Linked DNA regions of Homo sapiens: region 1 is linked to region 2. A link is an interaction called in ENCODE POLR2A ChIA-PET data of the cell type or tissue named here. Cell type or tissue: MCF 10A. All regions are shown on one strand. Links, peaks and the distances in the headings refer to the core of each region. The heading gives the core; the rest is flanking DNA. Region 1 overlaps FMNL2 (formin like 2). Region 2 overlaps FMNL2 (formin like 2).

What was found. Peaks named below come from ENCODE experiments on the same cell type or tissue, not always from the same donor. Only the 100,000 strongest peaks of a DNase experiment are listed, where the experiment ranks them.
Region 1: POLR2A ChIA-PET joins it to region 2 with 10 read pairs; 4 of 35 experiments call an interaction of 5 or more read pairs at or near these places.

What each region holds. Positions count from the first base shown.
Region 1 is chr2:152,443,100-152,448,482 of GRCh38, reverse strand. All of the region lies in intron 1 of FMNL2 (formin like 2), which reads right to left. Among named protein-coding and RNA genes, the nearest start is that of FMNL2, 110 kb to the right of the region's middle. In MCF 10A, for the core only: no CTCF peak of the experiment used is centred there; a DNase peak (open chromatin) is centred at 2,502.
Region 2 is chr2:152,504,642-152,510,024 of GRCh38, reverse strand. All of the region lies in intron 1 of FMNL2 (formin like 2), which reads right to left. Among named protein-coding and RNA genes, the nearest start is that of FMNL2, 170 kb to the right of the region's middle. In MCF 10A, for the core only: no CTCF peak of the experiment used is centred there; DNase peaks (open chromatin) are centred at 1,414, 2,964 and 4,364.

The sequences.
Region 1 (5,383 bases), core at 276-5,275, 62 kb after region 2:
AAGAGGACAGTCTATGCTTATCCCGACAATTAACAATTTCAGATCACTGGAGGATTATTTTATGTTACTCTTGTTTGAACATTACTCAAACTCCAACAAGAGTCAAAGGTACCCTTTGAACACACTCTCAGAAGCAACTCCCTAAAAGTTGCTTCTAAGCAACTTTTATCCAATACTTTTATCCAAAAATTTAAAATTAAGCAATAAATACTTAAACACTCAGCAGTGCTGAAATAGATACAGAATAGCCTTCTGTTATTATGTGTTTTTTTTTTTTTAAGAAATCAGCAAATGCTAGGTGCAAAAACCTATACTGCCAAAATCTTTAAGCAGCTCCCTTACACATACAGTCAGGTATGTTTTGACGAATTCAATGGGTATAGGAGAAAACATGTGGAAACTCATCTATGACCATGAGTTCAACCTGCAGGCTTGTGAGTAATACATCAATGAAGATGCCACCTTTGGAAAATTTATTCTCTATCAAATTACAGTTAAGTATTAAAAACTAAAGAGACTAGTGGTCTTGTTACATTTTATAAATATTTTCAACTGAAGACCAGCACTGTTATATACCTACTGTCATATCATATGGTAATACACAGGCATACTTTTTATGTAACTGGCAAACAAAAAGCTACACACAAGGAAGAACAAATGGATGCTAAGTCGTTTGGTCCAAACGACAGTCAAAGAAAAGGAAAATCACTGGAGGAAAGGGAAGGGAAAGGACACTTCTTGAGGGAAGACTATCCAGTAAGGAAGTTATTAGCAGCAGTAATCCAGGCAGAGGGAGGTAGGGATTGCACTAGGGGGTGAAGGTGATGTAAGATAGAAATGGGGTGAAAATGCATTTAAAGAGACATTTCAAAGTGGAAAAAGATGGTAACAAATTGACTACATCAAAAGGAAAACATGGGTCTCGGTTACATACTGTAAAATGGCATGAAGCTCACTGCTATTTAATAAAACCACTTCTTTGCTTCCTGTAATTGTCAAAGAAATTTAAAATACTCAACTTCAATTACCATCTAGCTGAAGAAAATCTGAGATTATTTTCTAAATCAAAAATAAGTTGATGGCTGACCACAGTGACTCACACCAATAATCCCAAAACTTTGGGAAGCCAAGGTGGGAGGATGGCTTGAGCTCAGGAGTTCAAGATCGGCCTGGGCAACACAGTGAGACTTCATCTCTGTAAAAACTTTTTAAAAATTAGCCAGGTGTGGTGGTGCATGCCTATAATCCCGACTACTGGAGAAGCTGAGGCAGCAGGATTGCTAGAACCTGGGAGATCAAGGCTGCAGTGAGCTATTATCTCACCACTCTACCCTACAGCCTGGGCAACAAAGTAAGAAACTTGTCTCCAAAAAAAAAAAAAGTGAGTTTATTCACACAACCTTTAGAAGATTGACAAAGTCTCTTTTTTTTAAACTCTTCTCTTTCAGGGTAAATATCATCTCTTTACTAAAAAAATCTAAACTGGGCCACCCAGAAAAGTTTAGCTGCCTATGAACTCCAGTGGTATGACTTACCACTTCCTTCCCTCCTTCCTGCCTCTTTATTAAATTTATAAAATCTTTGCCTTTGTCCAAATCAAATAAAACTTTGACACATCACAGTGAGCACCAGTTGTGTTGCGAACTGTTAAGAAGAGATATCTATAATGGTATACAGAAAAATCAGTAGGGGTGTATTTCCCCTACTTAAACACCATACACACATACGAAGTCCTTTGCATATCTGCAGATTCTTCCTTAACAATGGTCTATAATGTATTACATTTACACAATTGCTATTCTCTTCCATTTCCTTTAGATCATCCATTACATTCTTTATCCAGTTGAATTCCCTAAAACAAAACCAACAAACTACTTTTCATTTTTAATGTCAATTATTTACCTGGTACTTCACAAAGATGCTGTATTTAGTTTCTCTAAGAGCATGCTTTTTTTTTAACCTATTATGTAAAATTTCAAACAATCACAAAAGTTGAAAGAATAGTATACTGCACCTCCATGTATACTTCAACAATCATCAACATTTTGCAATCTGGTTTCAGCTACCATCCCCCAACCAGGCCTTTAAAGTGAATCTCAGACAGCATGTCATTTCATCTGTAAATATTCCAATATGCTTTTGAGAAAGACCTTGTATAAACAATCACCCATAAGACAGTGCTCTGTTATTCTAAAAAAAATATTTATTAGACCGTATTTGTAAGTATTAAAAATGATTTTGCCATTGGGTTAAAAAGCTACTCATTAAAAAATGATTTTAGGGACAGTCCCTCTGAGCCCAGGCTAGCCAGCATGGACACAGAAATCACTGACTATAATGCCAAGTATGAGCTTGGCAAAGATAAAATTACTCACAGCCTACATGCGCCACACACATGGTCTAATTTCTTGTAAGATTAGAGAACAAATTAGTAAAACTGGAATGAAAACCAAAGTCTGTTCAAGGCTGGAATTTCCCCAGTAGTCCAATGTTTCAGCTACTGTGGCTGTTTAGAAAGTATCATGAATCACCCTTAAAGATGAGCTGTAATGTTTTTGGAAAAAAGAAGCCAGTGTGGTTTAGGGATGGGAAAGGAGGGGAGGTACTAGGCTGCTTGTCAACCAGCTGACCCGGAACCCTGACGACTGGCTGATGGCAATTCTATCTGTGTGAGTTAGCATATTAATTAAATACTAGAACAAAGTCTACAGTGGTGATTCCCAAATGTGGCTTCCTCCAGGCTAGCAGCATCACCTGGGAACTTGTAAGAAATGTAGATTTTCAACCCCTGATCCAGACCAACTGAATCAGAAACTTTGGGGAGGACAGGGCCCAGCAATCTATGTTTTAACAAGTCCTCCAGTTGATTCTGATGCATGATAAAATTTCGAAACCACTGGTCTAGAGCTACACTGTCTAACCACCTGTGACTATTAAACTCTAAAGTAATTAAAATTAAGTAAAATTTAAAATTCAGTTCCCCAGTGACACTAGCCACATTTCAACACTCACTAACTCAGCAGCTAGTGGTTACTCGGCACAGATTATAAAATGTTCCATTGGACAATAGTGGTCTAGGACATTTAAACTGAAGTTTAATTTACAGAATACAAGGCTTCTCTTATTCTGGGAGGAGGGGAGTACTCACCAAAAGTGAGATTCTTACTTTGGCAGAATCTCAAGGGCGTTTCCCAGGTGTCCACTGCATGACTCAGTTTCCACAGGGAAAAGCATCACAGAATTGGGGAAGACAGTGGAAGAAGAAGACACTGTTGCCCACGTTAGCCACACAGGTGAAACACAGACTGGAGTGTAAAAGACTCCATTTCTTTAAAGAATTGAGACTCTGATGTAGTCAGGATCAATAGTATCAGCACAAACTGGCTCTTTGAAAGTTCTGCAACTTGGGATTCAAGGAGACTCCTGGGCAGATGCTTTCCATCTTTATGGAAAACCACAGTGCCAACAGCAAGATACCTCCCCCAACTGGCTTTGCCAGAGGAGAACGACAGAACTGTTTGTGAACCATGTATGATGCCCTCAGAGAGAATCAAGAGGGGTCATGAAGAGGACTGAGATCCTGCCTACCAACTAAGTGGGCGCAATTACTGGCAACATTTTAATATTGATGGTCATATGACCTCATTTGTAACCTCACACATGGTGGAGCAGGGGACACTGAGTTACCCATAGGCTTGCTGAACATTCAATCGACTCTATCATATTTTAATACCATTATTGAACTGATCTCAAGGAAACAGCTGCCACAACTATGTTAAAATCATACAGGGCCTTTTGTCTCCACTAAATCAGAACTGAAACTAGGCAGGCTAGGACAGACTCCAGGATTCAGTCTCTTCCTCCTGAGCACGCAAGCTCACTACCTCCCATTAGGATAAAGGGGAGCTAAGTATTTACTTGCTCGTTAGAGTCTATTTCTGTAATGTGTTATCCTGCCTGCCCCAGGAATATCTTGCATATCTCTAAATGAAAGTAGTCCAAAGGAATAAATCTTTCATGCTGGAAATTAAGGCTATGTGGCACCTAAGTGAGGCAAACCCGAATGGGGCCTTTAAGCACCCTCAAATCAGACTAAATATCAAGCTGGTTCTTGTGGGATAGTCATGCAGACCACCCATGCAGGGTCTGGGCGGTGGTCTCCTTCCCATCCCATACTCCCATGGACATGCCTCTATCCAGCTTTTCTCTCCCTTCCAAATCTTCAGTCTCTCCCTCTGAATCTTCCTATTACATTTAAACACTCTCAAGTCTCTTCCATCATCATCATCATCGTGAAAATCCCCCAGCTACCCCACCCTCTACTCGGCTGCCCTCTCTCCTTCCAGTCTTCTGGAACTTACTGCTTAAATAGTCAGTTTCTGTCCTGACCCTCCTAACCCATTGCTGGCTGCCTTCTGCTTCTTCCAAGCCACTGGAAGAAAATCTCAGTCATGGTTGAACCCTCAGTGTCTAGCGTAGAGCCTGGCCCAAAGCAGGCTGAGTCAGCACTGTGTGAATGCACGACGGACTTCCATGTTGTGAACTCAACTGAACCCTCTTTAGTACTTAATTTCCTGGCATTCCCCAGCAGCAACTGATGCTGTTTCTCTCCTCTCCTTTTTTTTCTTTTTTTCTTTTTGGATGGAGTCTCTCGCTCTGTTGCCGAGGCTGGAGTGCAATGATGTGATCTTGGGTCACTCCATCCTCTGCCTCCCGGGTTCAAGCAATTCTCCTGCCTCAGCTTCCCAAGTACCTGGGATTACAGATGCCGGCCACCACGCCCGGCTAACTTTTGTATTTTTCGTAGAGACGGGGTTTCACTGTGTTGGTTAGCCTGGTCTTGAACTCCTGACCTCAAGTGATCCGCCCACCTCAGCCTCCCAGAGTGCTAGGATTATAGGCGTGAGCCACCACGCCCAGCTCTACTCTCCTCCCTTCTAAACACATCTTCCTCTTGGTCTCCACAATAGCACTGTACACTTCTGGTGTTGTGACCCTCTCTAACAATTCCTTCTCCTCTTCCTCTAGCTTCCCTTAATGAGTTGTGACCCTTTGCATTCTGTCCCAGGTGCTCTTCTCACCTACCTTCCTAGCTAATCCCATCTACTCCAATGGGTTAACTATCAATCCCAAACTGATGGTTCCCAAAGTGGTAGAAGCCTCTCCCCACTGAAGTGAAGGCTAGTGCACCGACAGACTTGCAGGTCTCCACACACACCATCACATCACTATCCTGCTTCCTGACCTCTCTCAGAAAATCTGCTCATTGAGTGCTCCCTATTTCAGTGAATGGCACCACCACCCATCTGGTTCCCCATGCCAGAAACCCCGGCTTCACCTCCTTCGTTTCTCGTCTCTAATCAACTACCGTCTATAAGTATCT
Region 2 (5,383 bases), core at 173-5,172:
ATAATCCCAGTACTTTGGAAGGCTAAGGTGGGAGGATCATTTGGGCCCAGGAGTTGGAGACCAGCCTGGGCAACATAGTGAGATCCCATCTCTACAAAGAGAAACTTTTTTAATTGGCCAGGTGTGGCTGCATGTGCTTATAGTCCCAGCTACTCAGGAGGCTGGGGCAGGAGGATCACTTGAGCCATGAGCTCGAGGCTGCATTGACCCATGATTGTGCCACTGCACTCCAGCCTGGGCAACAGAGGAAGACCCTCTCTCAAAAAAAAAAAAAAAAAAAAAAAAAAGGTCCAGAGTACAGATATACCTTCTCTTATACTCCAGGCCTGGACCTGACCTGCCTCTCCTACCATCCCACTCACCTTCTCTCCATCAAACTTACATCTCAACCCAAGACCTGAGTCTTCTATATACCATGTTTGGGGTGACCTTTTCTTTGTATTATCTCTAATAGCACTTGTTCAAGGGACCAAATGTGACCGTATTGGTTGCCATTTCACATGTGTACACTTTTTATCCAATGAGAGGGAAAGTTCTCTGGCATATTTGGATGCTTTCTATAATACTCAGAACATGGACAGATACACAATACACATCTAACAGTTATGAGTTGAGCAAAAAAAAAAAATCCCATAATAAAATTAATTCTGATGTGTGGTACATGGAAATTTAGAATTTATACATACAATGCACAACAACTATAACATTAAATAATAGATTATTTATTAAATATGGCTGAACTAAATCATATTATAAACAGGTACCCTTAGATACCTCAATAAGAAGTACCTCTTTCTTGTTGGGGCATAAGGTTTTCAATGTTTGTCTATTTGGAGATAAAAAGGTTCATGTGAAATAAAATCCATGTCATTTGAGTTATGCCTGGTTTTATATTCTCACACCACAGTGGTACATTCTAGGTGTAAAGTGCTACCCAAGTGTGTGGTCTGGTTTCAGCCTAAAACAAGGAAGCATGGTGACATGTGCACTGCATGCACCAAGCAAGGCAATAAGAAGAAAGCATTTTCCAGGGTGGGCGCACACCTACATTTACAGACAAAGAATTTCTGGGAAGCAGGCCCTAGAGTGTGCACTATTCCATTTTAAGTGCTGGACTTGGTTGTGGGCAAGAAAAAGGAAAAAGCAAGCATGCATGCAAGACAGAGATGAAAATGGGCGGGGGGTGGCAGGATGCAGAAATCTGACTGTATTGACCCTCTGTGCGTCTCAGCTGGGTAAACCACAACAGTAGGCCTGGGGGACACGACCCTGGCTGCTGAACTCAGTACACCCACTCAATATGTTCTGGATGTAAACACTTTTCTCTTTCCTACAAAGCAGTGTTATGCTTCTCCAAAAGAGCTACAAGGATTTGGAAGAATGCCAAAATACCACATTGACCATTCAATCTTTGCATTCTTACATTCTATAACAACTCCGCCCCCATCACTCAAGAGATGAACCATAGCTAACTCACATGAACCAATCTATCCTTCTGCAAATTACACCTCAAGTCCTAAGGAGCCCAGGGCTAATGCAACGCACTTCATCCAGTACCTAATGTTGCTTCCCACCCAAAGTGTTTGCCAACTTGAAGCATACCTCTGATTTAGATCTGTCTTCTTCCAGAGGGAAATGCAACTCCAAGTGCAAATGAATCCCTGTTTGATTATTAGGTTTTATAGAGAAGTGACAGGATCAAGAGATTCCTAATTTTCAACTTGAGAAACTACTTAGCACTTACACACCTCCCTAAACAAGCCTTTAAAATCTGATCCTCCACACACCATCCTATCTCGGGGGTCTGTCGTTTCAGCGTTGCTGCAGTGTTCCATCCCAGTCAGCTGCCCACTGACAAATAGGTCCATTCATTGTCTCTCTCTTCTATACATATATTTATAAATGATAAGCACAATATATTCTCTGTTATTGCACATGGTTGGGCAACAGGCACACTGTTTAATAGAGAGGTGCCACACATACCATGCATGATTTCTAAGTGAATACGATTTATCAAATTAACACAAAAGCCATATTATCGTAACTTAATCTTTCTTTAATGACTCTGAAATAACTCCAGAATTTTAGAAAACGTCTTCTGGTCATCACAATAAATTACAATTACAACCTTTGGAATTACTCATACCTGGGTTCAAATTCCAATTACTAGCTGTTCACTCTGGCAAGTAACTAAATTTCTCTGAGTCTCGGTGTTTCTATTTGAAAATGAGAACAAAAAGATCTCCCTGTTAGGACCACCACGAAACACAAAAAGTACCTATCAAAACAGTAGTAGACACATGGACGGTAGCACAGTGTCCACAGAAGAGGCTGTGGCTGCAGACAAAGATTCTAGTCTTCAGGTAAAATAAGAAAATTTAAGTTTATATCACAGAACTGAAACTACTTGCTCGATGTTCATAGGCAAATCACTTAAATTACTTGAACTTTAGTCTCCTCATCTGTAAAATAAGGACAGTATCTACTCCAAGCGGATTTCAGGAGGAGCCTGATAGAAGAAGCTTTATATAGCAGGATTGTTATGAAAATCAAAAAGAAAATGAGAGAACACATGCAAAGTGTTTCATCAAGCTCAGTGCCTGACATAAGTGTTCAATAAACTTTAGCTATTCAGTACCAGAATATGATACAACCTAATTCAAAGAAGGGAGGGGTAAAGTGCTGGAGCATCTTAGTTTCTTTAACATAATGGCTTTGAGAGCTTCTCACACACAGACATAAAAATTTCTGGTGCCATAAACACAATGGATGTTTAGCTAACAGCCAAATAATGAACTAAATAGAAATGTCTAGATCTGTGGTTCTCAAATTGAGTGCCAAGGCACCCCCAAGCACTACAGTGAAATGAATGGAAGCTATGGGATTATTTCCAAAGGAAGCAACAAGACTCAAAATCAGAGACCGCACAAGCCACTAGCCTGAGGTGGTTCAAGTTTCTACCCTGAGTCACGCAACATTTCCTTTCCATAACATCTTACCTTTGCGAAACTGTTTTTTTAGCAGTTGCTGTGATAAAAGCAAGTAACAAGAGAAAATGAAAACTGAACAGGAAAGGAAGTGTGTGCACAATCTGAATTCAACGTGTGAAAGCTGTGCAGTGCCCCATAGCTACACACATATTGATAAGTAATTATGCTTTTAGAAGAATAAAATGAGTTTTTTCCTCACAATTTATATGTAATATTTTCTCAAACAGCCACTAAATTAGTAGAACATAAATAGTTGTTTAGACCTAAGTACTTAATAAATGGAATGGTTAGGTTTTTCTTTTGGTCTAGGAGGCACCATGAAAATTTTTGAGACACTAAAGATGCTATGACTGAAAAAGTTTGGAAACCTCTAGTCTAGATACTATCTACCTCCACCCCCATCACACCTGATATTACTACTTTCCCGCAGCACAGTACATTTTCCGTGTCCATGGGTTCCACATCTGTGGATTCAACCAACCATGGATCAAAAATATTTGAAAAAAAATGCATCTGTACTGAACATGTACAGACTTTCTTGCCACTATTCGCTAAACAATATAGTATAACAACTATTTACATAACATTTATACTATATCAGGTATTATAAGTAATCTAGACATGATTTAAAGTATAAGGGAGGATATGCATAGGTTTTAGGCAAATACATTCTATCAGGGACTTGAGCATTCATTGATTTTGGTATCCATGGGGAGGGGGTCCCAGAATCAGTCCTCCATAGATACCAAGGAAAGACCATATTCTAAAATAAAAGGCCCTCTATGAAGAATTTTAATCTTAAGCTGCATATGAGAAATTATTAAAACAGTTGGACATTGATTTGAGAAATAAATGCACAAATTTTTCAACTAAAGAAATTTTTATCATAAAAACGAGATATTTCCCTAGGGGTTCCATGTAACCAGGCTATCACATAGTACGCAGCACCCTAGTTACCTTGGCAAATAAACTTCAATCTAGGTAAGTTTTTTTCACATGTAACTTCTAAAGAAATCTTTCAGACTAAACACGGTTTCAAAACCATTTGCTAGAACTTAGCTTTGTGATAGAGTACAAATCTAAAATGCCTGCTGTCCTGGCATAATTATTAACAATGCCCCCTTTCACTCGAAAAGTACTCCAATCTGGATGATCAATTATATGGCCGCCCTGATTTACAAGCCAATTACATGTTGAAGAAATCAAGGTATGAATGTCTGCTTGTATTACTAGCTAAGCAAGAACGAGAGGTGTGATTCTGGGTTTCAGTTTTTTAAATAACTCATTATCAGACACTCGAAGACACGGCTGGAGCCGGCTGGAGCCCGATGACCCTTAGTATCCTTCTTCTAACCCACAGTCCTGTGACTCTGAAGTCACAATGGGTAGACAGTGAATCAGCACATCTAGCTGCCAAAGCTACTGACGAATTAGGCTCTGTACCTTACAGATTTCATGCACGTTTTACTAAGTTGTTGATAACCTGTAATAATAAGCCAAGTAATGACTTGGGTTTCCTTATTTAAAGAAATAAGAAGAAATGAGTAAAGAAAATATTACAAGAAAAGCAATTCATTAATTCTAAATTCTCCTTTGTTCAATTGTAACAAATTTAATATTTCATTTTAAAATAGTCACAGTTGGAATTGTTTCTAATTCTATCCATTTTTTTCCTTGTAACTCAACCTGCCCTTAGATAAATTTTAATATCTTTCTTCATACAAAACAACATTTCTTACTCATTAACACTATATTTTTTCTTCCCAAGAAACCCAGTGGCTGGTTTTCACACTTGACTCTCTACTATTCCTTTCTCTAAAAATGGAAGGTGCAAAGATTTTCTTTCTCACAAAATCTCTCATGCTTCAGGGTTTAAAAAAAAAAATCTTCTGACTTAGTAAATATAGACTCTCAAAGAATGAGCAGACTCGTGTGTGACTTTTCATAACATACACAGGACAGAAATACTACAAATAACTTTAGATAAACAGAGGGAAATATCATGCAATATCCCTCTAACTTGATTTCTGAAGAACTGTGCTTTAAATGTGATGGCATTTCAAGACAAAATTAACTTGCTGGTTTCACCTTTGCTTTTCCTTACACGTCAGTATTTTCTACATTTAAGGCCTAAGATGAACATGAATGACAGCATTCACCTTCTAGAACTCTGAGTGTCTTCAGAGTATTAATACACAGATATGCACATTCCTAAGCCCCCGCCTGACAGTAATGATTCAGGAATTCTGAGATCTGGGCCCAGGAATCTACATCTCTTACAAGCCTCTGAGATGAGATCCGTATGTACATAATTTCTTAGGTCTACTGATAAACAAGTGCCTCAGTGCATAAGAGATAGAAGCTTACATTCAGTAAACAACCCATTTACTCAT